Linked DNA regions of Homo sapiens: region 1 is linked to region 2. The links are chromatin loops, found by intact Hi-C in ENCODE. Cell type or tissue: MCF 10A. All regions are shown on one strand. Each heading gives the region's core, and the rest is flanking DNA. Links, peaks and the distances in the headings are about the cores only.

Evidence for each region. A loop is a pair of places that touch in the nucleus more often than their neighbours do. Peaks named below come from ENCODE experiments on the same cell type or tissue, not always from the same donor. Only the 100,000 strongest peaks of a DNase experiment are listed, where the experiment ranks them.
Region 1: it touches region 2 in a loop (4-fold over the local background); 27 of 110 quality-filtered maps call a loop at or near these places.

What each region holds. Positions count from the first base shown.
Region 1 is chr14:23,075,684-23,078,600 of GRCh38, forward strand. It overlaps ACIN1 (apoptotic chromatin condensation inducer 1), which reads right to left. Exons shown (of 19, transcript NM_001386863.1): 8 at 2,468-2,583. LOC124903288 (a long non-coding RNA gene) reads left to right here and starts at 2,583. Exons shown (of 2, transcript XR_007064077.1): 1 at 2,583-2,917. RefSeq lists an enhancer at 2,709-2,917. In MCF 10A, for the core only: a CTCF peak has its summit at 1,330 (motif pointing right); a DNase peak (open chromatin) is centred at 338.
Region 2 is chr14:23,185,410-23,188,326 of GRCh38, forward strand. It overlaps a transcript of RNF212B not described here. Among named protein-coding and RNA genes, the nearest start is that of SLC7A8, 3.2 kb to the left of the region's middle. In MCF 10A, for the core only: a CTCF peak has its summit at 1,857 (motif pointing left); a DNase peak (open chromatin) is centred at 1,842.

The DNA of each region.
Region 1 (2,917 bases), core at 270-2,769, 110 kb before region 2:
GGTTAGGCCATAAATGGTCTTTTCCATTTTTTTTTTTTGAGACGGAGTTTCGCTCTTGTTGCCCAGGCTGGAGTGCAATGGCGTGATCTCAGCTCACCGCACCTTCCGCCTCCCGGGTTCAGGCGATTCTCCTGTCTCAGCCTCCTGAGTAACTGGGATTACAGGTGCACACCATGCCCGGCTAATTTTGTATTTTTAGTAGAGACGGGGTTTCACCATGTTGGTCAGGCTGGTCTCGAATTCCTGACCTCAGGTGATCCACCTGCCTTGGCCTCCCAAAGTGCTGCAATTACAGGCATGAGTCACCACGCCTGGCCATGCCATAAATGGTCTTTTCCATTTAGCATTGTTGATTACGCTTTCAAAATTGGCCAGAGCTCTAGAGGGCTGCCAGACTGCACACTTAACACTCTGGAGGGGTGAGAGACCAGGAAGGGTGTTGTTAATCAGTTGTGGTAGGGCCTCCAGAAATGTATGCAACCTTCTCAAAGATTTATTTACCAGATCCAATGCCTATGGGTTTAGGCTTCTGGGCATGCTGTTTTGTTAGAATGTTGAACAACCCATGTGATAGGCAGGTAGAAGGAAAGCAGGTACGAGTGATGTGTGTGAACTGCTCCTCAGTGAAGACTGCATTTCCCTTCTATACACTACTCCACTGAAGCGGGCCTAGGCAACAATGGACAATCTAAGTATTTGCCCAAGATGCCACTTGCCTATCATCTTATTAGAATCAATGTGACTAAATTATCTCAGTCATAAAATGAAGATCAAAACCACCTTTACCTGGAGTGGGGGGACAGGAAACTCTATGACTCCAAGCTTCATGTGCCCTGGACTTGCATGGGAATGTCCAGAAAAAAAGCTGCTTCAAAACAAAATAAAATGCCTTTCTGTTGCTAGGATCTCATAAACCCACAGAATTTTAAGGCTAGCAAAGAGCTTTTCAGAAAATCACTTTCTTCCCAAGGTGCATCGGAAGCAGTTCCTCAGGCCCAATTAGTAGCAGGCTGTCAATACCCACTTCAAAACTGCCATTTCACAAAGGACATGCTTTTGTAAAATGGAATGTAAAATGTACCTCCATGGAATTGGGAGGAGGGGGGCAGGTATTATGTCTGGTTGAGGGATATGGAAGAGAAAATGTCACCCCATTTCCTCATCGATGATGTAGCTGGGGAATCCTGAATACCTTCCAGAATCCGCTGAGTTTTCACTTTATGGTCCCAGAAGAAAAACCCTTTTCCAAAGGATAGCGTACCCATTCCAGAAGGGAAAAACCAAAAAATTTCAAAGGAAGTAGAGTGAACTTTTGGCTGCCAAACAAAAAATGTTAACAGCCACAAGATGGCAGCAGAGGTAAGACTGTCAGAATCGACAAGGATTATACCCCTCAGCAAGGGTATACCCCCAGGTAAAAGCTATATAGTAAGGTCTATAAAACTATCATTAAAGTCACAGGCAAATGAGATAAATCATGTCACCTGCCCACTACCCTCCAAAAGTCAGAGTTAAAGTACAGTTTGAAGCTCTCAGAAGAGTATAAATTATTAGACAATTACATATAGGGGAAATCATACTGGTAGCATTAGTGTTAATATGGCATAAAAACAAGTATAGAATAACTTTAGGCTAACAGTCTACACAGGACATTCTACAAAGCAGTTCAGGGTTCCTGATGTCTAAAAGCTACGCAATCTTATTCCCATAAGGCTTCATTTTTTCATTTCCCAGGAGACTTTGAAGCCAGGAATTCTGGCTCATTGGCTTCTTAATTTATAATACCTATCTCAGAAGAATGAATGACATACCTATTTAATTCTAATTTAACCTGATATGAGTATTTCTCTAGGACTTAATATAAAGATTTTAAAAACTCACATTAATTGTATAAATTTTAAGTTCAATCAAATGGTCTTAAGGGCCCAGGAACAAACTTCTGACTTGAAAGGAACTTCATAATTTGCTGTACTGTATGCTGTAAGAACTAGGATATCCTAGCAGAACTAGGATAGCTTAATGACAGGTAGTAACTAGGGAACTAGGGAAAATGCACAAACTAAAAAATAGCACCCAGCTGTGCCTTTATTAAGACCCTCAATATCCTTTATTAAACTGGGTTCCTAGGTAAACATGAGTTAAAGATTAAGATGCCCGGAGTCAATTCCCTTACATGGTTTTGAGTGTGGAAGCAGAAGCTTCTATTGCCTAAATCTTAAAGGAGTTGACTATTTTGGCTGGATGATCCCAGGTGAGTTTTCCTTGTGCCCTGACGACCACTTTTCAGGTTACCTTAAAGGTGGCAGCTCCCAACATAGTAACTGAAGTCTAGCCTTTGTCCAGATAAAGCTCTGCCTTTATGTTTTAAAAGGAAACTAGGACTGCTTAGTCAAAGAACCCTAGGGAGCGAAGAACTATCGCACACTCATAGTTCCCTGTTATACCCCGGTCGAGATATATCACTTACACAGTGTGATGAATTCTTTCTGATTCTGGCAGATGAGAGGTCTGAGTCTCTGAGGTTTGGGGCTGTGTGGCAGCTGGTGGCTCTGCCTCTTCAGCTTCACACTTCTTTGGGCTCCCCTGTCAGGAGATAGCAAAAACGAACAGAGCAAAACATTTAGATCTGCTTGGTTCCTTTTCTTCTACCTGGAGCCTGAAAAAGGCAGGGCAGGACATACACAGTACCAGCTCCACACACGGCCCTCTGTATCTGTTATTTCATTTTAGAATAAGGAAAGGAACATGGCTTAAAAATAGGTACTTCAAGAATATTTATGCCAGTAATCATTTTATCAGAATTTTTAATTTTTTTCCTTTTCCTCAGTGATCCTTGTTCTGACAGAATTCTTTTTTGAGAGAACTGAGAAAAGGCTGACTTCCTTTTGGCAGATAAAAGGAGGAGTTATGAGGAAGA
Region 2 (2,917 bases), core at 316-2,815:
TTGTATACATTCAGATTTGAAGACTTCTGCTCCGATTTCAACATCACCATATAAAACAAATAATGTTTCTGCTTCTTAAACGTGAGTTCTTTCAGTAATATTTGGTAGTTCTAATTTATATGATGCAGACTTAATGTGGGATAAAACATGAATGTGATGAATTTGAGGTCTCTTGCTAAAACCAGTGCAAACTGATAACGATATGGTAAGCTTTAGCCCTCTCAAATTATGAACTAAGAAGCTAAGGGGGTTATGGGATCAAATACGTTCTTGGAATACAGCGGTACTAGGTGCACACGTTGGAAAGGAAGAGTTGCTGAAGATTAGTATTTCTATTTCTTTAGCACTTGGAATTTATAAGTGGCTTATTACCATTGATTACTGGTGCGATGTAATATCTAGGAAAGGGGCTGGGCACGGTGGCTCATGCCTGTAATTCCAGCACTTTGGGAGGCCGAAGCAGGTGGAGTGCTTGAACTCAGGAGTTCAAGACCAGACTGGGCAATGTGGTGAAACCCCATCTCTACAAAAAATACAAAAATTAGCTGGGTGTGGTGGCTCACGCCTGTAATCCCAGCTACTCAGGAGGCTGAGGTGGGAGGATCGTGTGAGCCATGGAGGTTGAGGCTGCAATGAGCCAAGATCGCACCACTGCACTCCAGCCTGGGTGGCAAAGTGAGACCCTGTCTTTAAAAAAACCAAACCAAAACAAACAAACAAACAAAGCTAGGAAAGGAATCTCCCCACTTTCAAAGGGAGCATTATTTATATTAAGTGCCTCTCTGTAGGTTGGAATCTTTTTGTGACATAAACTCTTAAGTGTGTCAAAATTCCAGGTGACTAACATTGAACACAAGAGAGAAAGAAAAGCCTTGGTGTAATATGTTGACAAAAATCTGTAAAAAATTACAAACTAATGTTTATTAAATTTTGAGCATTTTTTTTTTTTTTGAGAAGGAGTCTCGCTCTGCTGCTCTGGCCGGACTGCAGTGGTGCGATCTCGGCTCTCGGCTCACTGCAACCTCTGGCTCCTAGGTTCAAGTGATTCTCCTGCCTCAGCCTCCTAAGTAGCTGGGATTACAGGCACCTGCCACCATGCCTGGCTAATTTTTGTGTTTTTAGTAGAGACGGGGTTTCACCCTGTTGGTTAGGCTCGTCTTGAACTCCTAACCTTGTGATCCACCCGCCTCGGCCTCCCAAAGTGCTGGGATTACTCTATTCTGCATTTGCCTTTATATTTTTATTCTATTCTCTACGTTTAAATAGTGCTTTATAGCCCACAAATGGTTTTCTGAACAATATCTCAATTTTTTTCCTCCTCATGTAGTATCTTGGGCAGACGAGGCAGTTATCTTAAAGATTTTAAAAATTAGAAACCTGAGGCTTAAAGAAATATTTTACCTGAGGTAAAAAACAAGACAGTCTATTTGAGGGCAAATGGGAGATTGATAGTTTACACTGAGCACTTTTTCAGGATGCTATAGCTACTGGTCAAAGCCTCAATTTCTTTCACCTGAGGGAAACTCTGTGTTTTTGCTTTGGTGTCTTAACTGTGCCTTTTAGAGACTCACCTTGATCCTAACACTTATCTGCTCAGTGAGACCCACAGGACTTCACCTGGGCCCCCCCAACATTTGTCACCCCCTTCGCACAGTCCTCAGTGTGGCCATATCCCAAGTACGTAGTACAATTCTGTTTCCAATATCGGAGCCACTGTTTCAGCTGTTTTGCGTGCTTCAGATCAGAAGAAATTGATCCCTTTAACTAGGGAAAATTATGGATGAAAGGCCGTTTTCTTACAAATATGGATTTAGAAAGAGAAAGGCTGTGCGTAGCTGACACCTACTGGACAGAAAAGGTTATGGCTTGGGACATGCTGCTTGTGATAGTTAAAACACAAACACACACAACCCCCACGCAGTCATGTTCTAATATTCCCCTACTCCCCCCTTTTTTAGAGACAAGGTCTCACTCTGTCACCCAGGCTGGAGTGTAGTGGCACAATCACAGCTCACAGCAGCCTCAAACTCCTGGGCTCAAGTGATCCTCCCGCCTCAGCCTCCCGAGTAGCTGGGACTACAGATGTGCGCCACCACACCCGGGTTAATATTCCCTTTCAGAGACAAGTTAGACGTGTCTGCTAATGCAAAGGAATAGAGCACAAAGCTCATGCACTCCATTCCTGATTTTTTTTTCTAGATCCAATAGACAGCACTTTATTCTTGCTTTTTGTAACAGAGCTGGGAAGTCTGAGGTTACCAACAAAGGACCCAAATCTCTCCCTGGAGTCAACTCACAGTCCATGCGCTCACTCCATCCTTCTTCTCGTAACTATGTGCCCCATATCTATGTGCTTTAGTTTAAAGCAGAAGGAAACCCTGCTTTAAATTAAAGCCAACTTTCTTCCCAGAGTCCCAGGGATCACTGCCTATGGTCGATTAGATGGGGCCTTCCTGAGCCAGTAGTTTTAGATGCCTTTACTTCATTAGAAAATGAAAAGCAGATGAAAATTAATGAGAAAAGAAGAAAAAATTAAAAAAAGAAAAGGCCAAAATAGGTCAGAAAGAAAGGAAGATGAAATGAGGAGACTCGGTCAGTGATTAAGCCCTTTTTAGTGTATGCTCTGTTTGCCTTTTGGGCATATTCATAAGTTCAAAGGAAGTTGTGTCTTCTAGGGTTTATGCAGTCCTGAGAATTTGGATGCAGCTGACCCTGCTTTGTTATGATGGTTAATTAATTCAGCTCTTCTGGAGATAATGATGAATCCTTGCTCTGACACCAGAGACAAAAATTCCAACAGATTACTCCTCTGTCTGCTGCACTTGGTGGGATTCCATGGAGCCAGCCCAGCACTAGTGGGAAAGAAATAAAGAGGCACTGCCTGTGGCAGGCCAGATCTCCGCATTTTCTTGATTCT